2 separate regions of the Mus musculus genome follow, and region 1 is linked to region 2. Evidence: chromatin loops called from intact Hi-C (ENCODE). Cell type or tissue: left cerebral cortex. All regions are shown on one strand. Links, peaks and the distances in the headings refer to the core of each region. The heading gives the core; the rest is flanking DNA.

Region 1 (10,240 bases), core at 1,110-9,109, 260 kb before region 2:
GTCAGTGGTTGAGAGCAGTGGCTGCTCTTCCAGAGGTCCCAGGTTCAATTCCCAGCAACCACATGGTAGCTCACAACTGTGTAACTCCAGTTCTAGGGGATCTGATGCCCTCACATATATGTAGATGTGGACAAACCACGAATACACATAAATTTTTTAAATTTTATTTTATTTTTATTAGGTATTTTCCTCATTTACATTTTCAATGCTATTCCAAAAGTCCGCCATACCCACCCCCCCCCCATCCACTACCCACCCACTCCCCCGTTTTGGCCCTGGGGTTCCCCTGTACTGGGGCATATACCGTTTGCAAGTCCAATGGGCCTCTCTTTGCAGTGATGGCCGACTAGGCCATCTTTTGATACATATGCAGCTAGAGTCAAGAGCTCCGGGGTATTGGTTAGTTCATAATGTTGTTCCACCTATAGGGTTGCAGTTCCCTTTAGCTCCTTGAGTAATTTCTCTAGCTCCTCCATTGGGGGCAGTGTGACCCATCCAATAGCTGACTGTGAGCATCCACTTCTGTGTTTGCTAGGCCCCGGCATAGTCTCACAAGAGACAGCTATAACTGGGTCCTTTCAGCAAAATCTTGCTAGTGTATGCAATGGTGTCAGCGTTTGGGCGCTGATTATGGGATGGATCCCTGCATATGGCAATCACTAGATGGTCCATCCTTTCGTCACAGCTCCAAATTTTGTCTCTGTAACTCCTTCAATGGGTGTTTTGTTCCCATTTCTAAGAAGGGGCAAAGTGTCCACACTTTGGTCTTCGTTCATAAAAATTTTTAAAAGAACTTAATGGACAGTCTGTAGATGTTCACTCTGTCCTTCTGCCACCTGGGTTTCAAGAACAGAGCTCCCATCGTCAGGCTTGGCAGCAGGTGCCCTTACCCAGCCATCTCGCCGGCCCCACAAACCGAAAAGATGTTGCTGCATTCTCTATTGTCCTAACCCACTGAGCATGGTGAGAGGTGATGCAACACAGTAATTGTGAGGGTGTGCTCTGTATTTAGCCAGTCCAACCTCCTTTACTCTATCATTGCCTCCCAAACACTTAAAATGTCTACCTACAAAGTTCTCCCATTTCAGAAAAAGACTTGACCCAATTCTTCAGTTGTGGGCCTCTTTGAACTCAATTTTCCAAATCTGGAAAAATGGGAATATTAATATTCTTCCTAGGGTACTGACACAGGTGCTTTATATAAATTAACTCCACAGTACCTGGGACACAATTTAATATTTAATTGGTATAATATACACTATAAACCATTATATATTATAGCATATCATATAATATATAAGCACACACATATACAGATACACATACACACACACACACACACACACACACACATATATATATATATGATTAGGATTAAGTGAGGAGATTGCCGACTAGATTAGTACCAAGCTGGTCCTCTAAACACTACTGTCCACCCCAATCCTCAGAATGTGGACTAGTTTGGAATAGGGTCTTCGTAAACATCATGAGTTAAGATGAGCCAAGCACAGGGGTACATGCTTATACATCCACCTATTGTGATTTCCAGGCCAGCATGGTCTATATAAAGAGACACCAGCTCACAAAAGAAAACAGTCATAGTGCTCTCTAAGTCCCATATGTCTAAGTGTCTTTATGAAAGAGGAGGACATATAGAAAGAAATACTGAGGCAAAAGGGAAGGCGGCCAGGTCGAGATAGAGGCAGACACTGGGGTGATGCAAGAGCCAAGAAGTGCCAGGGAGTGCCTGGAGCCACAAATCAGGAGACAGTCATGGGATGGGTGTCTTCACAGCCCCCAGAAGGACACAACCTGTCAACAACTGCTTGAAGACCTCTGGCCTCCAGACAGAGAGAACATGCTGTGTTGTTCTAAGCCGCCCACTCGGTGGTGATTTGTTAACAACAGTTTATGACAGGGCAGTGACCAGACCTGGGTTTGTTGTCTTCATTTCCAGTATAACCTCTTTTGCTCTACCATGGCCTTCCAGGCCAGCAACAAACACTTAGGACATCTACGGTGCATTTGCCAATTGAGGAAAAAAGGGGGAAAAAATTGACCCAAATTGCAATCTTTTAGTACTTAAATGACATGAAGTCGTTGCCGGAACACGGGAACCATTTAATAAATATTAATGGACAAGCTGATTACACCAAATACCCCAGAACGCGGTGGACCGTGTTTACCTATTCAAGACATTGTGAGCCTATTTTCTCGCTCTACGTGCCAAGGACCCTAAGCTTATTTACAAGTTTTCCACATTAAGTCATAAGGTTCCAGAACTCACAGACACCGTTGAAGGCTGAAGGTTATCTGAGGCGCAGAGCCCTGCCTGTTCACTACCCCAGGGGTGATAAGTTGAAAGCCATCTAAACATTCTCAGGACTCTGAGTCTTACAAGGCAAGGATGACCTCATCCTGTTGAGCTTTTCTACCCTGGCTCAGGAATGGGCTTAAAGGAACCCGGAGCGTCCGTCCGGAGCTGCTCGGTGCTGTAAAGGATGTGGGTCACATGGTACTGTTTCCATTAGGTCAGCTTTGGAGTAGAATGGGTGGTGGTGGATTAATAGCTACAAAGGGAGGGAGAGGAAGGCTGGGCGAGCTGATTCACTGGAGCAAATCTTGGAGTGAGTCAGAATCCAGCAGAAAAATAGCCTGTTGTCCCACATCTGCCTCATTGTCTGGCAATGAGACACTTCCTCCGTGCATACCCACAGGCAAAGCAAAGGAAGGAGGAGGAAATGGATTCTTTTCAGGCTCCGTGGTACTATTCCTATACCTAATACTGTGACTTTAAATCACTTCGGACATTGTGTCCTATTCTGAGAGGTCTCCTTTGGCCATGGTGGTCTGCAGCACACTGTGTGGCCAAGAAGGATCTCAAATTCCTGCTTCTCCTCTGCCTCCATCTCCCACAGGATGGGATTTACAGGTGTGCACACCCTATCCAACAAGGCTGTCTTTCTGAATACAGAGCATGCTGTCTTTGCGAAACTCTTAGTGCTCTAGGTCATTGTTCCACAAGCACGGGGGCTGTACTGTAGCATCTCTGCATGCTGTCTCCAAGCCTGCAATGGAGTTGCTGGCTTTACTCTGCTGCTATGCTAATCACCACCCTTCCCTCTCAACAGGCCCCCCCACCACCCCCACCCCCACCCCCCACCCCCCCCCACCCCCGGTGGAAACTGGTGGCTGGTTAGCAGACTGTGGCACAGATTTGGTGTTATTCTTGTCATTTTTCTTTTCCAGTTCTTAACTCTATAGCCTTCCTCCGGTTCTCTTGGTTTCTTTGACTTCGTCTTCTCATCTTAATTTCTTACAGTGCTATCCACATTGCAGGGTAAGACAGTCTTCCCACACAGCACTGACACAGATAGTATATGGATGAACGAAGCGCTGTGTGGACAAGAAATACTGTTTGACTTCCTCTAAACCGTGATTACTTGGGCTGGGTATCTCTTTACCCAGACTGTAAACTGTACCTGTCTCGAGGGCTGTTTGCCTAGGGCAGTGGTTCTCAACCTTCCTAGTGCTACTGTCCTTTAATACAGTTCCTCATGTTATAGTGACTCCCTCAAACATAATTACGCTGCTACTTCATAACTGTAATTTTGCTGTTCTAGATTGTAATGTAGATATTTTTATAATGGTTGTCTAGGGGGTCGTGACCCACAGGTTGAGAACCATGAGCAGAGGGCTTTTTGTGTGTGTGTGTGTGTGTGTGTGTGTGTCCCTAATAGTCTCTTGCTGAATATTGTGAAAATTAGGAATAATGTATTCCGCGTAATATGTTACTTGTGCACTCAAATACTTGAGTTCTTATATGTACGTGTTACAAGTTCTTTAAAGCAATGCGGCTATTTAAACAGTTCAGTCACTTGTGGTGCTGAAGTGCAGGCTATGTATGGTAGAGTGCAATCTCTTCCCTCCAGGTCTTGTTTCTATCACTAAGATCTGCATTCCTGTGCTCAAGAGGCCAGCCATTTCCCCTCATCCTACTGTTCCGTTTCGGCTTCGTTACAAATGCATGGTCCACGGTATGACGGGGCCCAAACATATAAAATAGCCCCCCACATACATGAATGGCAAGCACAGTGTGGGGAAACACCAGGTAAGTTTGCAGCTATTTGGCTTTGCCCTGAAAGGCAAGTCGGTAGGGGTTATGCTCTCTACCAGGTGCTTCCACCCCAGCGTCTCCCTTTGTGTACATAGTGTGATGTGGTAAAGAAGATGGTCTTGCGCCCTTGCTTTCCAGCACCACACCCAAGGGGGAGAGAGAGAGAGAGAGAGGGAGAGAGAGAGAGAGAGAGAGGGGGGGGGGGCAAAGAAGACACGTTACTAGGTTTTCAATACTAATTCGAAAACAAACGCTAAAACTCACTTCTTTTATTCACATTTTAGATAAACCCTCAATTAAGCCACCACAAGGTGTTCCCAGGGTCCTGAAAAGTTGCAGAACCCGGGCGGAGACCAGAGCGAGCACAGACTCCAGCGGACCAGAGGAGGGTACTTCCTCCCGGAAGTGACGCCAGCTCAATCCCAGCCTGGCTCTCCCAAACAAAAGGGATCTTGCGGCCCCAGGAGGAGCCGGGATGACTTTGGAGAAGCCCCGCCTTCAGGCGGCGAGGATTGGTTTCAGAGCCGCAAGGGTAAAGCTATGATTGGCGAGGGTATCTGCCTGTCACTGCCGCCGGCGGGTAAGGGGCGGGTCCTGGGAGGCTGGGGATGGGGAGCGGGCGGCGGAGGCGGCGGCGGGGAAGGATCCCGGAGCGCCGAGGCCAGGTACGGAGCGTGGGCTCGGGGCTCTGCGGTGCCGGGGGAGCCGGGTCTCCGAGAGAGCCTCCTGGCCCGGAGCGTGAGTGGCTTTCAGCAGAAGTCCCTGTCGGGGTAGGGATGGTCCCCCTAGGGGGCGGGGCCGCCGCCTCCAGATCCCGGGATTCCCCAAGGAGGCGTCGCGGCATCCTCCGGGGTCTTTACGATTGTTCATTGTCTCTCGCTAGCCTCCGCCCCTCAGCAGGGGTCTCCTCCTGACCTGTCTCACTCTAGGTCGCCTTTTGCCCAGCCCTAGCCTCAGAGTGGTACTGGTGGGTACCGTTTTCTAGGCTGCAGCCCCCACCCCTATATTGGATCCCTGCGAATTCAGACATCCTTTCCCACATCTGTCCCTGCTGGCAAGCGTGGGTCCAGAACTAGGGTTCTGTATAAGATTTAAACACACACACACAAACCAGCGTTTTCCTTATGAGGGATGGGCGAGGGGGAGAAAAAAAGACGAAACCCAGACAGACACCTCCAACAGCCAAAGCGGCCTTTCCCCCTCTTTTAGCTCTTCCCATCCCCCAGCCTGTGATTGCTCCTACAGCCTCCCCAGATCCTGTATTCTCTTTCTGAGTGTTGAAAGCTCCCCGGCTTAAATTATACATTATCTTCTTCCCATCGCCCTTTGTACCTTTCTTGCCCTTTCTGTTTCTTTTGGGAGAAACCAGCTTTTAGGGGCTTTTTAGGTTTGAGTTGCCTTTCGATTTTGCTTTCTACCCGGTTTCTTCTCTTGAGAACTTAGTAGGGAAGCATCCGCATATTTCATAGCAAGGTGGGTGTGTTAGCTTTCAGCAGAGCTGGCCTTGTGTGGGTAGGAATGCAGTGTGTATTGTTTGACAGTCACTGAATAATACCATATTTTCAAATGAAATGGTGCCGAGGAGTCAGTAAATGCCTTTGCAGAAGGAGTCCCCATCTCCCAATTTGGAGTGGGCTGGTCCGTTGCTCAGGGAAACTGCAGTTAACCTTGAAGGTGTATGGCAGGTTGAAACAAAAGACAGGAAGTATTTGAACAAAATTCAGGTTCAGTTGGCTAGGTTTATAATTAATCTGGTCCTGTGGCCTCTGAGTACTGTCTCACCCCTCTTTTATAGTGGGATTTTACCCTCAAAGGAAACGAATATACATGTAATGTGGTGGTGTCTAGCACACCATCATCATCAACCAAAATTTAAAGCATTAAAATAAAAGGTACTTTTCAGTTTCAGAGAGAAGGGCAGATAAAAGCCTTGGGAATTCAATTTTCACGTCTCTGTAGAGTCCCTGTAAAGATCTACTAAAGTCTTTGGCATTTTAGCAGTTGCAAAGTACAAATGATTTTGTCCTGACATTAATGTCATTGAATCTCCAGTCATCATCTGTGGCCAGCAGTACCACCTATTAATTTTTCCATATTTTTAGCATTTTAAGTTTTTATCTCAAGTTCATTTTCCTGTTGGTTATTTATAGCTGATAGAGGCGAGGTGCGGAGTTGCAATCAGAGAGGGTGATTGTAGTGGCTGTTGTCTGCAGCCTTCCTGAGTAGACTTCCTGAAGGTAATTAGTTTTGAGTAGTCAGGTTCCTAGGTTTCAGAGCCACTCTAGGGGGCTGCAGATCTGTTCCATGATTGTTTCCAGATATGTAGTGAGAGGAAGCACAAAGAAGAAACTGTATGCAGGGTCTCTCCCACAAACACAAAGTTTATTGCCATAGGAGGGAGAGATACATTATCCCAGAAATAGCAGCAGGGGTTTAAAAAAAAAAAAACCCTAGAAGTAAAACAGGAAAGCCCTAAAAGATGTGTCTCATTACCTGAGTAGAGAAGGGAAATAAACTAAGGTAGGAGACGTCAGGAGACCCAGGGAGCAGTGATTTCCAGGGCCTGGACAAACAGGAGAAGCAGAGTAATCTCATTGATGTTTTGGCACAATAAACAAGACCTGTTTGATATACCTTTGGATCTGGAGGGTTTGTTTTATTTAATCAAGAGTGGAGCACTGTGTCTCGCTATGTTTCTGAAGATTATGTAGCCCAGGGTGGCTTTCCCGTTCCTGTTGGGATTACAGCGTGTACTCCGATGTTCAACTCTGGGAGAATTCGTTCCTCTAACCATTTCAGTGTCATTTTTGGTCATGTTAGATGAAGAAAAGCATTGTGTGCAGACAGTGTGTGTGTGTGTGCGCGTGTGCGTGTGCGTGTGCGTGTATGTGCGTGTTTAGTGCATTTCGTTAAATTATTCTTAGACTGCATGAAGTCTTTGTAGCTTCCACAGTGCCCAATACGAACACTGAATTTAGTCTAAAGTTCTCACCTAAGAGTCAAACTAAGACAGATAACATCTAATAAAGTATGGCACATCTTGTTAGTTTAAACCATCTGCCTTCTTGTCTTTGTGTAATTTGATTTTTCCATATCTGACATAATAGGAAATTGCAATATCTGAAGTGGCTAAAATATTGACTTTCCTATGAGAAAATACCTCTGGTTAGGTGCTGTATATAATTTCTTTTTTACTGTCATGAATTCTGAGCCATACTTATAAACATGATCAATTGTAGTCATTTTAAAGATATATATGTACAAGAATCTGACCTAATGGGGATGGAGTGAGTTCTGAAGAACATGTTAGGAACTATTGGTTAATTTTTATTTTAGTTTCTGGGTATTTGGTTTGACCCTAGTGTGCTGGCTAGTTTATGTCAACTTCACACAAGCTAGAGTTATCTGGAAAGAGGGAAACTCAGTTGAGAAAAATGCCCTCACCGGATTGGCCTGTGGGCAAGCCTGTAGGGCATGTTCTTGATTGATGATTGTTGTTGAGAGTGCCCAGCCCACCCTGGGCGGTGCTCTCCCTAGGCTTGGGGCCTGAGTGTTATAAACTGGCTGAGCAAGTGGGTAAATTGTGTTCCTAATCCTCGATGGCTTCTGCCTCATTTTCTCAGTCCAGATTTCCACGTTAAGTTCCTGCCGCCTCGAATTCCATCAGTGATAGAGTGTGAGCTGAGAGTTGTAAGAGGAAGTAAACCCTTTCCTTCCCAGGTTGCTTTTGATTGTGGTGTTTTCAATTCTAAGAAGGGGCAAAGTGTCCACACTTTGGTCTTCGTTCTTCTTCAGTTTCATGCATTTAGCAAATTGTATCTTATATCTTGGGTATCCTAAGTTTCTGGGCTAGTATCCACTTATCAGTGAGTACATATTGTGTGAGTTCCTTTGTGAATGTGTTACCTCACTCAGGATGATGCCCTCCAGGTCCATCCATTTGCCTAGGAATTTCATAAATTCATTCTTTTTAATAGCTGAGTGGTGTTTTAGTATAGCGATAGAAACCAAACTAAGACAGCTGCTCTCCTTTAAGGGTTTGGGGGGGGGGGGGTTGTTTCGTGCTTTTCTCTTAATCCTGTGCTGGATGGGGCTTGAACTTCAAACCTTCCACCTGAGCCATACCGACAATCCCAATTTTTGTGCTTTTATTTACTCCCAGTTGTATTAACAGTACACAGGACTTCATGGGTCCTTAACAGTAGTCATTCAGATTCTCTTGGTGAGTGCCATATCCCTGATTTGTTACAGGTCTGTGCCAAATCAGAATCACACTGATGGGGCTCCCGGTTGGTTTTCTTACAAGAGTTTGAATTCTCAGCTTTTCTGTGGTGTTTCTCAGAGACTGCCATTGGACTGATGTTGAGTGGCATGAGGTGAAGAGAGGCTGTTTCTAGTTCAGAGCCCTTCAGTTGTGAGCTAGAAACAGAAGAGTTTTCTGGTTTTAAAGATTGTGTGAACCTACTGCCAGCATGTTTGTATAGGTCTACTAAGCAAGGTGCCTCTTAGGAAATGGTCATTGAGAGATACTATTATGAACATTGTTGTTATTAGCACTTGGCGCGTGAGTTATGGAAATTAATGTACACACCCCTTTCTGCTCTCTGGAGGGGAGGCAAGAGGCTCTCCTTTGAGACTACCTACTAGTCCAAGTGAAAGAGAGGAAGAAGAGAAAAGATACTAAAAGGTCTACTTTAGCAAAAGTGAAGTAGTGTTTGTTGGTTGGTTTTGTTTTAAATTTGTCTGTAAATAGCTACGGTTTGGGCTAGAGAGACACTCAGTGGTTAAGAGCACTTAGTGCTCTTACAGAGGACCCAGCTTCAATCCCAGCACACACACGGAAACTCAGAACCATCCTTCACTCCAGTTCCAGAGGATCCAACATCTTCTTCTGATGTCTACCAGCACTTATGGACGCTGTAGACAAAACACTCATACACTTAATAAAATAAGATCTAAATAGCTGAGGTCCCTGGGTTGAGGAAAACAGAGTTGTACAGGTCATAATGTAACACATCTGAGCCAATGATTTTTTTTTTGAGAGCATATAGCTGTGCATTCAGATCGTGTGTGTGTGTGTGTGTGTGTGTGTGTGTGTGTGTGTGTGTAAAACAAAGGCAAGAGACAGGTTACCACCAGTTGTTCCAGATGCCTGCCACTCTGCAACTTTTCTGAATGGGTTTGTGTGTGGTATGCTTATAAGATTTAAGAAATTTTCAATGATAATTTTCATTTAAAGCATTTGAAAACTACCTTCCTTGTTGATCTAAAAGGAATAAGTTGACGGCCAATCAAAAATGGATGGGAAAGAAATAGGGGTGGGAAATTGAGAATGGAGGTGGAGGATGGCAAGGGTTTGGGGGCTGAAGACAGGACTTCACGGTAGCTTTGAAGTAAAGAATGCAAAGTCTATCCAAACTCAGTGTATCAAGTGCATTGACACATTCCATCTCAATGTGTCTTTGCTGTTAAAAGAATTCTGTTTCAGCAACAAAGATTATAACCCATAATTGTTAGTAAACTAGAAAGGAAAATTAGCACAAAAACTCCTGCCTCTGAGCCTAGTGAGCACTGAAATGTGTGGGACCTTGTGTGGAGTCCAGGAGACGGGGGAAAGGGGTAGAAAGAGAAGCAAGGATATATTGCTTTAACAAGGCACAAGGGGCTGGGGAGTTGGCTCAGTTAGTCCGGGCTTGGTTGCATAAGTGTGAAGACCAGAGTTTTGCTCTGCAGCACCCTCACAAACAGCCAGTGCAGCTGCAGGCCTGTGGGTTCAACATTGGGCAGCCAGAGGATCCCTGGGGCATGTGACCGGCTAGCCCGTGCCAGCCAGGAAGTTCCAGAGTCAGTGACAGACTGTCGCAGAAAATGAGGTGAAGAGCGATTTAGGAGATACCTGCTGCTGACCTGTGGCCTCCACATGCACGCACGTTTGCTCACACACACCAGAAAAGGGGGGGAAAAGTGATAGGGATTGCAGATACTAAGGAAAGGAGGATATAAGAAAAACGACGGGAAAGTGGGAGGAGAGTGTTGGGGGACGGTATGCTTTTTTTCTTCCTTTTTTTTTTTTAAATTGAGACTGGGTCTTACTAAATAATTGCCCAAGCTTGGACTCATTCT
Region 2 (10,240 bases), core at 1,067-9,066:
CCTGGCAGGCTGCCAGTTAACGCATACTGCCTTAATCAGGTGTGTGGCCTCTGCCTAAGGTTAAAGTCCAAACTCCCTTTACCAACCCCTCCTGTTACGTGATAACACCTGTCACATGATATTGCCCCAAGCCTCCTACGTAGTTTAACTGTTCTTGAGGGGTGGCTCAACACTGATTCAGATTAAAGTTTAATAATGCCACTTCTTGGATCCCACCCAGACAATTAACATAGCTGCCCGAGGCAGAGCCAGGGCTCTGGTAGAGTGTTTGTTCTTATTGTTATGGTTTTTAAAAAGATCCACAGGTGAGTGTGATATGTGGAGCCAGGGTTGAAAACCACTGAGTTAGGATTTACTGGCCTCTCCCTCAGAATTTCTGACCAAATTGGTGGCTGCCTCCAGGGATGAGAACTCCCACTCTGTTCCTTTGCAGCACAGTGCCGTTTGCTTTGAACAGTTTCCAGGCCCCCCACCCTATAACTGGCTCTGTCCCACAGACCTTCACAGCAGGCCTTCTGCCCTCTTCCGGGCTCTGCGATTCTCTTACTCATCTCCAAGTACCCAGTGTCTTGTCTGTACCTCCCTGGCAGCTTTGTCCCCTAGAGCAGGTCTGTCACCGTGGTTCCTCCTAGGCCTATCTGATCTTTAAAGCCCTGTGTCTGCACTCTAGGTGGGCTCTGTGGAAGAGTTCCAAGGCCAAGAACGCAGCGTCATCCTCATCTCCACCGTCCGAAGCAGCCAGAGCTTTGTACAGCTGGATCTAGACTTTAACCTCGGTTTCCTTAAGAACCCCAAGGTTGGTAGGCTTGTGGGTGGCGTGAGTCCTTCCATGGGGCCTGTCCCTTTGATGACATCACCGCTTCCTCCATCCAGAGGTTCAATGTTGCTGTGACCCGAGCCAAGGCTTTGCTCATCGTAGTGGGCAACCCCCTCCTCCTAGGCCACGACCCAGACTGGAAAACGTAAGTGTTCCCAGCCCCCATAGTTGCTCTTAGCCACCGTGAGCCCCAGCCTGGGGCAGGTTTGTCCTCGACAAGCACTGGCTTACTTCTCCCTTAGTCCTCAGAGCTGTTGGTGTTAACAATGCCCACCCTGTATTAATAAGTGAGGTGGAGCAACTCTGCCTCAGATGTGACAGTGCCGAGCAGAGGCCGCCAGACTCGGCTCCTTGGCAGTTCCCCATGCATGCCGATGTTCTGAACCCCACAGGTTCCTGGAGTTCTGTAAAGAAAACGGGGGATATACCGGGTGCCCCTTTCCTGCCAAACTGGACCTGCAGCAGGGACAGGACTTGCTCCAAGGTCTGAGCAAACTCAGCCCCTCTACCTCAGGTATGGATGGGCCCTGCTGGGCCAGGGAGGTGAAGTGTGGGAAGCCGGCAGGATAACCAAGGATGTCTCTTTTTTTTCTCCCAGGGCCCCGCCGTCACCAGAATCTCCCCCAGGAGCGGGAGGGTGAAGGGGGCCTGCCCTTACAAGTGGAGCCAGAGTGGAGAAATGAGCTCTGAGGCCACAGCCGCCCGCCTTCTCACACCAGCCAAGCCTTATTGCTGCCTATCCCTGACCCAGAACCCAGCTCTCCTGTCCCTGCAAGAGATGGGAAGGCCGGGAAGTTTACAGCCCAGACCATTCCGCCCCTTCCTCTGCTAGGGAAGACAACCCAAGCTGCTAAAACTCGGAGGAAGGGGGAGGAAGAAAGCTTTTTTTTTTTTTTAAACCCTCTCCTTTGCAGTGCTGGGGATCGAACCCAGAGCCTCAAATATGCTAGGCAAGCACTCTGCCCCTGAGCTGCTTTAAGAAAAACAAAATGCTGTTCTATGCAAAAGCCTCTTGCGTGTGTCTCATCAGCCTGGTCTTGCTTCCTGTGCCCCCAAGATGACCCTCCAGGAGGGTTTCTGCCTAGAGCCACGCCCCTTCATAGCTGCTTAGCGGGGAGGAAACCCGATGGACAGGGAACCAACCCACAGGCATCTATGTTTAGCCAATGGTCCAGACCACTCCCCTCACCCACCCAGGCAGTCTGCCAAACATGACCTCATCCTGTACTAGACTCCACCCTGTCCCCTGCTGCCTCCGCCCCCAGCCCTGCCTCAGCAGACAGGGGCCCAGCCTAGCCAGCAACTTGGAAATGAAGAGGAAAAGATGGGACTCCAGGCTCACAGCCAAGGTAGGCCAGTAAAGACAGGAAGCTGCCACACACGGTGCAACCTTTGACCTTTATTCATGTCCCCACCAAGTTAAGTCAAATAACAAGGCTACTACCCAAAGCAGAAACCCCAGTCCCTACCCTAGACTCCTCCTGTGAGCCAAAAATATATAAAGTGCTGGTGTGTAATATGGGGAAGGCCAGAGGGACTAAGAGCCCCACCCCCTGGACCACCGCTTCTGGAGGAGGAGCCCTGCTCAGGAAAGGCAGGGCACCAGCCCGGTTCCCAGAGGCAGGGAGGAAGGGCCTAGCAGCCCCCACTTGGGGCTGGGAAACTCATGCAGTCCTGGGCAGAAAGGAACCAAAAAAGAAACTGGCAGCATGGAGTCCTACAAGGATGGCGTGGGGGAGGGTAACTGTACCCCTGGGAAGGGAAGGGTGGGAGGGTTGAGGAAGCTTTGGGGAAGTCAGAGAATGGGACAGCCCCTCCGGCGCTTATTCTTCCGGACCTGTAGGCCCGCCCGAGTGGCCATCTCAAATACCTCCCGCACCCCTTCCTTAGTCTTGGCCGAGCACTCGAGGTAGCCAAAGGCACTGATCCTGTTTGCCATGTCCCGGCCTTCCTCAGATCGAACCGGCTCCTGATAAGACAAGATACAGGGTCAAAAGAAGGGGTAACTGAGCATCCTCCAGACTGGCCCTGCAGAATTCCTAGGTCCAGCTACCACGGCCAGTTTCCAGGCTGGGGACATAAGACCCAGGTTGCCATTGCAGAATTCTGTCTGATCCCTCCCCCGCCCAGCCTCACCCCTACGGCACCCATTCCCCCCCTGAACAAGTACCTACTGCCCAACTGACTTCATACTCCGTCTTCTCTAGTCTGGTGGCGCTCAGCCTTCTAGTGCTGCAACCCTCTAATACAGTTCCTCATGTTGTGGGGACACCCCCCCACTATAAAATTATTTTTGTTGCTACCTCATAACTGTAGTTTTGCTACTGTTATGAATCGTGATGTAAATACCTAATATGCAGGATATCTAACATGCAGCCCCAAAGGGGTCATGACCCACAGGCTGAGACTGTTCTCGTCTATACTACATAGCTACCAGAGTACTTTTACTAACAGAGACTGAACCCCCACCTAAAGCCTTAATTAGCCTCCCAAGATAGCCTACCTTCCCCTAAGTAAAACAGTCCACTGGCTAGAGTTATTTAGCAAGTCCTCGAGTACTCACCCCTCTGAGCCTTCTCCCAGCAGTGTATAATGCCCTCCCTCCCCAGGGAACTCTTAACACACAGCCCCCACACCCTCGGGCAAGTCGCTTCTCTGATACTTCAGTTACTTGGGGGCCCTTCTAGTTCTTCCCAGCATTCGGACAGGACAGCAGATGAACGTCACAGTCCCGCTACCACTGGCTATCAGCTGTTTGCATCTCGGCTGGGAAACTTGCCTCACCACCAGCAGCGCAGCCCCACCCACCTGTTTCATCTTGGCCAGCTCTCTCCTGGTATGCTCATCTTGCCTCAGGTCCTTTTTATTCCCCACTAGGATGATGGGCACGTTGGGACAAAAGTGCTTCACCTCTGGGGTCCACTTCTCAGGAATGTTTTCTGCAGAGATATCACCAAAACGTGGATGTACCCACTTCTACTTAGCAACAGAAGCCAGGTCTTCTATAGCAGCCCTGGAGTCTACTGAACAGGCAGTACCTTGCACAGCTCAAAGCCCTTTGCAGTGAACACTCCTCACCCCAAGGGCTACTGTCTCTATAGCAAAGGAGACTTGCAGGACCTACATGCTCCCAAGATTCTTCCAAAGCCTTACCCAAACTGTCAGGGCTGTCAATGGAGAAACACATGAGGATGACGTCAGTGTCCGGGTAGGAGAGAGGCCGCAGGCGATCGTAGTCTTCTTGCCCAGCTGTGTCCCACAGAGCCAGCTCCACCTGACACACAAGGCTATTGAGCAGTTGGCCTGAGGGCCCCAACCCTACCACCCTGAGGCCCTCTGAAATCACTCATCCTATAAGCTAGCTGAACAACATCTTAACTGCTCGCTATGTGCTGGGTTGTATTGATCAGTCACAAAACCAATGATCCACTTCTCTTAAGATCTAAGATGGGTTTGATCTTGGTGTAGTATGAGCTGCCACTGTCAGCAGCATTTAGTTCTTAGGACAACCCTTTGGGAGAAGTCTCACTCTCATTCACATTTTGCAGTAGGGAGAAGTTAAGCCCACAGGCAAAAGGGACTTGGCTCAGATTCCAGAGCCAGTATGTGGTCCAACCAGATAGTGCATCCAGGTTTTCTACAGTTCCAGTTTCACTTCCTAACTTCTGCTGGTTCCAGCAGGGAAATAAAGAAGGAGGTGGGTGGTAAGGAAGGACATCCATGGGCCCCGTGTGACTGGGGGAACAGGCTTCCCAGCCAGGAAAACAAGAAATACATGGCTTTCACCTGCTTGCCATCCACTTCGATGTCGGCTATATAGTTCTCAAAGACGGTAGGCACGTAGACCTCTGGAAACTGATCTTTGCTGAAGACAATGAGGAGGCAGGTCTTCCCACAGGCACCGTCACCCACAATCACCAGCTTCTTTCGGATCGCAGCCATGGCTGAAACTGGCAGGCAGGTGGCAGTGGGGATTTGAGGAGGGGAAAGCCAGTAAATTCAATAACACTTATCTAGCCACCCACCCCCTCAAGCCTGCCTAGAAACCACAGCATCCAGCAAAGGAAGAGAAGAGGGTTCGCCAAGGCCTGTTCTTGCCAAGAACCAATCCTGCAGGCAGAAGACCTTACAACTTCATCTCTCCAGCTGCCTGTTAGGTGGATGGTGGCCTTCCCATTTGAAAACAAAACAAAAAACTCTTTATTGGCCGAGGCACATACACATGTGGTGGTAAAAGACAAGTCAGTCTACCTTTGCATGGGGTCCTGGAATCAAACTCAGGTGACTATGCTTGCTTTGCAAGCACCACGCCCACTGAGCATCTCCCGGGTCCCTCTCGCTGACTCCGGGCCTTCCTGACATAAGCAGGAAACTGAGGCTCAGTGTGGTTTAGACAAAAGTACAGGGACAGCTCTCAAAACAGGACTTTGTGATGCAGTCTGTCTTGCCTACATGGCACTTCACAGGTGAGAGCAGAAGTGGGAGAAGCTAAGCCAGAGGCCAGTGGAAGCAGGCTGGCTTCCCTGACCCACCCCCTTCCCTTCCCCAAAGTCTCAAGTCACACAAAGAAGGCTCAGTCCTGGCAGCTCACGGTCAGGCAGCCTGTTCCGCTGCCTCCCCACCACCACCACCACCCATCCCCTTTTCTGGGCCTGGCAGCAACACTGGGTCACTCAGCCCCTGACAGGGGACAATGACCACACTGTGGGGAGCCACACATCTATCACAGCATTGCTGTGACGGAGCTAAACCCACTCGGGAATCACCTCCACCCACTCTCTGGAACAGCCCCTTCCTCCTTGTGACCAGCTGACCCTTAGGCCCAGCAGACACCTCCCTGTGACTCAAGATAAGGAAGGAGTCAGCTTCTCAGAGTTTATATGTGTCCTACACCCCAGCACACGTGAACGAGCAGTTCAGACCACAGGGAGCTGACCGGGTCAGTGAGGTCTCCAGACCTACACAGCCTGGCAAGGATCATGCCAGACAGAGTAGAGATGAAGCGAAGGCTGTGGGGGAGGGAACCAGAGCCTGGGCTGGGAGGAGCCTCCAAAGAAAGGACTAGTGAGGATCAGTCTAAGCTTTTGACCAGGCAGGGAGCAGTTAAGAAGGGCACAGTAACCTGAGCTCAGCCCCAAACTTGGCTTTGCCTTTCAGTCCCACATCCTGTCTGGCTCTGCTCAACTCTTAGCTCCCTACAAACCACCTCAAACCCTGGCCTGTGCCTGCCTTTTAGGAAGCAGAGTACTCCAGCCCCAGGCTGATTCTTTTCAGCATCAGGCGCCTGGGTGGTTCCTCCCTCCCCTACACCTACACACACACACACACACACACACACACACAAAACTGGGATGTGAGGAAAGAGGACATGAGTCACAGAGAATTTATAGGAGTTGCGTATGCACAGCCACACTTACCACCCCCCATCTCAAGGGGCTTTCCCTGGTACCCCCGAAAGACTGGGAAGAAGGCATTCGCTATGCTGCATATCTCCTTCAAAAATGAGGTCTGAGAGGTATATCCAGGTAACCCACAGGATTTCCTCCAACTTCCCCACCTACTCCCATTAATTCAACCAGTCTAGCTGTACACAGGCTGGCGGGGACAGCCCCAAGCCAGGGTGGGCAGTGTGGATGGAGCGTGATCCCTAGGACACTTAAACACTAGTCACATCCCCATGCGTGAGCCCCGGCTGTCCCACAGCAGCAAGGCGGCTGAGCATCTGATGGTGGGAGGCAGAGGCCGGAACTTCGTGGCTGTGTTAGAGCCTCCAGCTCCGAAGACTTTGCATCTAGGCTCTGCTTAGGCCAGAATAATTGGGGACTCAGGCCAAGCCGGGACATTAGGCCGAAGGCCAACATGGCATGGATGGCCTGGCTAACACTCCCTGTGAAAGGCGGCTCCAGCGGAACTGCCCCACTAACCCTAAGAGAGACAACGAAAACTTCACCCAGGGCCGGGAGAGGGGTCTGGAACTTCTGGGACCTTCCCTAGGACAAGCCACTAGCCTTCCTTATTCTCTTGATTTCCCAGGTGATCCAACAGGCCTTTGTACTCTGCTCCCCCCGAGATCTAGGCGAGGAATCACTCTTCGGGCAACACCTTTTCCTTAACTTTAAAGCCAGAAGTCAAGGAAGAGCTGGACTCCAGCTTTCAGCCCAATTCCCTAACACTCCCTAACTTCCCAAGAGGGTACGAGGAAGAGTTGGGGATTGGGGTGTTTTGTTCTTCCCCACCCCCCTTCACTCTCAGACACATATACACAACACAGGAGCGGGATCTTTCCTAGTCTTCTCAACCTCTCAGCTCAGATCAGCTCCAAAACCCGTCTAGGGCGGCGTCCAGACCCGCCAAGCAGTAGCAGCCTCCAGTGGTCACATCCCATCCCTATTCCCGCCATTCCCCATCCCAGGCCAGAACTCCCACCCCTAGCCAGCCTGAGGCCCTGTTTCTTACTCCCTGCCCGGAACTGGAGCGTCTGGGTTGAGTCGCTCACGGAGATCTAAGTGTGTCCCTGGCCCAGCTAGGGAGGTCCAGAAAGGAAAGACTCAGAAAGGGAAGGACTCTGGGCTCTGGTTCGAGAGCTTGGAAGGCTAGAGCGCCTGGCCCACAGCTTGGGGCGCTCTCTCTTGCCTGGCCCGGAACACCCCCCGCCCCCCAAGCCGCTCCCGGAGCGATCCGGGAATCGGGAAAGTGCTCTCCTCCGAGGTCAGTTCCCACGACGCCTCGCCACCCACCAGCTGGGGCCCCGGTACCTTGGGCTCCACCGCCTCCAGCTGCGCGGCCAGTGCCGGAGGCTGAGACTGACCCGGGCCCCGCCCCACTCTCCAGCACCGCTCTGGGGCGGGTCCATCAAGGGAAGGGGGGGGGGGTCGACGGGGGCGGCCCTTAGCTTGGCCCGCCTCCGCTCCCGGCCCCGGGCGGCCGCAGGTCACCCCGGCTGAGGACCCGGCAAGGGGCGTAGGGCTGGCTGGAGCTGGAGGAACTGTGCCCGGAGATGTCTGGATTGCTGGGTGGTGAGCGGGCGGGTGGGACCCCGGATAACTCGGCCTCTGCCCCACTTCCAACCCGTGGGGGGCGGACCAGCTTCGGGAAAGTTGAGCGGCTTCCAGGGTGGGGTCAGCGAGGGCCACTGCTGCCCTCGCGTGGCCATCCAGACCTCGAAGCTCCAGTATTTCCTACACCCTACCCGTGACCGAGGGGATGGGTTATACAGAAGCTGCCCACTCTCTTATCCAGGAATCACTGCAGTAAGTGCAACGTGACGCTATCCAGAGCCCTGGAGACCTTTTGTGATCTGCAGTCCCCAGCCACCATCGCCTTAAAAGTCCCTTCCTTCCTTCGCTGGGAATTTCCCGACGTCCTGTTAAGAGCACACTCCTGGAAGTGCTGCCGTGTCCTCAGCTGGAAACTGACCTCACACTCCTATTGTATTGTTGTGCTGTTGATCCCAATCTGAGGTGTTACTTACCTGATCCTGTATCTCCTTCCTTATAAAGAGCCAAAGAAATGGGTGTATAAGGAAATCTACCAATGCTTTATTTACTAGTGCTGGATACTTTAAACACACAGGTCTCTAACTCTGGAATAAGTTCACCCATACCCGTTCCCTTTTGCCTGTAAAGAAAATGAAGCCCAGAGAAGTGGTTTCTCACTATTTGTGACAGCAGGAATTTCCAGTGAGGTGAGCCACGATGACACACAAGAAGCAAAGGCAGATGGATCTCTATGAGTTAATTCCAGGCCATCCTGGGCTACAAAAACTAAATCAGTCAAATTTACAAGCAGGCCTGTGAGGCACCCAGGCAGGTGCTGGCTGCCTGCTGCCTGCCATGCTCCCCCTCCTACCTGCCCTCTGTACCATTCAACCAAACTCTGCTCGTCATAGGTTTCAACAAGTATTTCCCAGAATAAATGTATGTCATATGGAGTCTACTGCAGGTGCAGCTGGCCGGGTGGTTCATGCCTGTCATCTCAGCACTCCCGAGGGGGCAGAGTTACCACAAATTCCAGGCCAACATAGGCTGTGGAGTGAAGCTGTCTCAAATCCAGGCAGACAACATACGTAGACACTCACTCAGGATTGGAAGCATGGACCATACATTTGATAAATCATATAACTGAGGTGAAGGGTGTTTTGTCCACCAGGCCTCTGAATTCATTCAGTAAACATTGGTTGAATGTGAACTGAAAACTATGTACTAACCATGAAACTCTGCCTTCAGATAACGTATAGTCTAGCCCAGCAGTGGTGGTGCATGCCTTTAATCCCAGCTCTTGAGAGACCAAAGCAGGAGGATCTCTATGAGTTTGAGGCCACCCTAGTGTCCCAAAACTACTTAGCTAATTCTAGGACAGCCAAGGCTACACAAAGAAACCCTATCTTGAACAAAACATAGATAAAAATAAGCAAACAAACTTACAGTCTAAATGAAGAACAGACAGTCGAACATAGCTAACAGTTCTTGAAGCTTTATTATGTGAACCTTGTCCTTCCCCACCCATACCATGTTTAGTTCTTACGAGGCATTATTGTTATCTACAGTTTAATGAGGCGTGGAGGCTCAAAGAAGTTAGTGTTTGGGGGTCAAAACACTCAGACTTACAAGTCCCTGCTCTTGGGGCTGGAGAGATTGCTCATGGTTAAAAGCACTGGCTGCTCTTCTAGAGGACCTTGGTTCAATTCCCAGCACCCACATGGCAGCACACAACTGTCTATAACTCCAGTTCCAGGGAGTTTCAGTTCCAACACCCTCATACAGACACATGCGCAGGCCAAACACCAATGCACATGAAACTAAAAATAAATTAAAAAAAAAAAATAAAGAGTCCCCTGCTCTTAATGGCTACTTCCCATTGGCTCCTCCTACAGACAGTTATAATCCTGGAGGTAATTGCCTTGGCAGCATCTAGGGGCTGTAGGGTACTCAGTCCTGGAGAGCAGATGAAATAGTCAAGAAAAGGTAGTGTGGGATATAAACTAAGTTGGAGCTATGACAAGCCAGAGTTTGGAGGCAGGAGGGTGGTAAAGATAGTGAAACAGTAGCTGGAATCACATTATGAAGGTTCTGAGATGCCATGCTCAGGACTTTAACCTTAGTTCTCTTCTGGGCATAACAATGAGTCACTGAAGTTAGGAAGTTGGTGTAATAAAGTGCTAATGTGGTGATGAGGAAGGCAGAAAAGAAATAAAGGTAAGTATGAAAGAGCTTTAACTGATCAACAAACAGTATAGTCACACATCCATTCCTTAATAGAGATGTTATAAGGATTGTTGCTAGGGAATTTCATCATTGTGTAAATAGCAGTAAGTGTCCTCACACAAACCTAGATGATCCAACCTAGGACACAGCTCGGCTACATTGTATATACCATCATATAGACAGCTGATTTCCGGAAACATTACATGGACTGCATGACTGA

What was found. Peaks named below come from ENCODE experiments on the same cell type or tissue, not always from the same donor. Only the 100,000 strongest peaks of a DNase experiment are listed, where the experiment ranks them.
Region 1: a loop joins it to region 2, with 11 times the contacts of the local background. A loop is called at or near these places in 18 of 42 quality-filtered maps.

The regions. Positions count from the first base shown.
Region 1 is chr3:105,047,442-105,057,681 of GRCm38, reverse strand. Cttnbp2nl (CTTNBP2 N-terminal like) reads left to right here and starts at 4,729. Exons shown (of 6, transcript NM_001163332.1): 1 at 4,729-4,782. In left cerebral cortex, for the core only: no CTCF peak of the experiment used is centred there; DNase peaks (open chromatin) are centred at 4,608, 5,286, 5,573, 7,675 and 3 more places; H3K4me3 peaks cover 3,349 bases; H3K27ac peaks cover 5,353 bases.
Region 2 is chr3:104,786,416-104,796,655 of GRCm38, reverse strand. Rhoc (ras homolog family member C) reads right to left here and starts at 7,622. Exons shown (of 5, transcript NM_007484.2): 1 at 7,573-7,622; 2 at 4,604-4,767; 3 at 3,971-4,091; 4 at 3,626-3,756; 5 at 2,197-2,786. The coding sequence starts at 4,759. The coding sequence ends at 2,613. It overlaps Mov10 (Mov10 RISC complex RNA helicase), which reads left to right. Exons shown (of 20, transcript NM_008619.2): 17 at 671-796; 18 at 874-962; 19 at 1,210-1,331; 20 at 1,416-1,824. The coding sequence ends at 1,507. In left cerebral cortex, for the core only: CTCF peaks have their summits at 4,786 and 7,956 (motif pointing left); DNase peaks (open chromatin) are centred at 6,140, 6,539, 7,616, 7,927 and 5 more places; H3K4me3 peaks cover 1,930 bases; H3K27ac peaks cover 4,155 bases.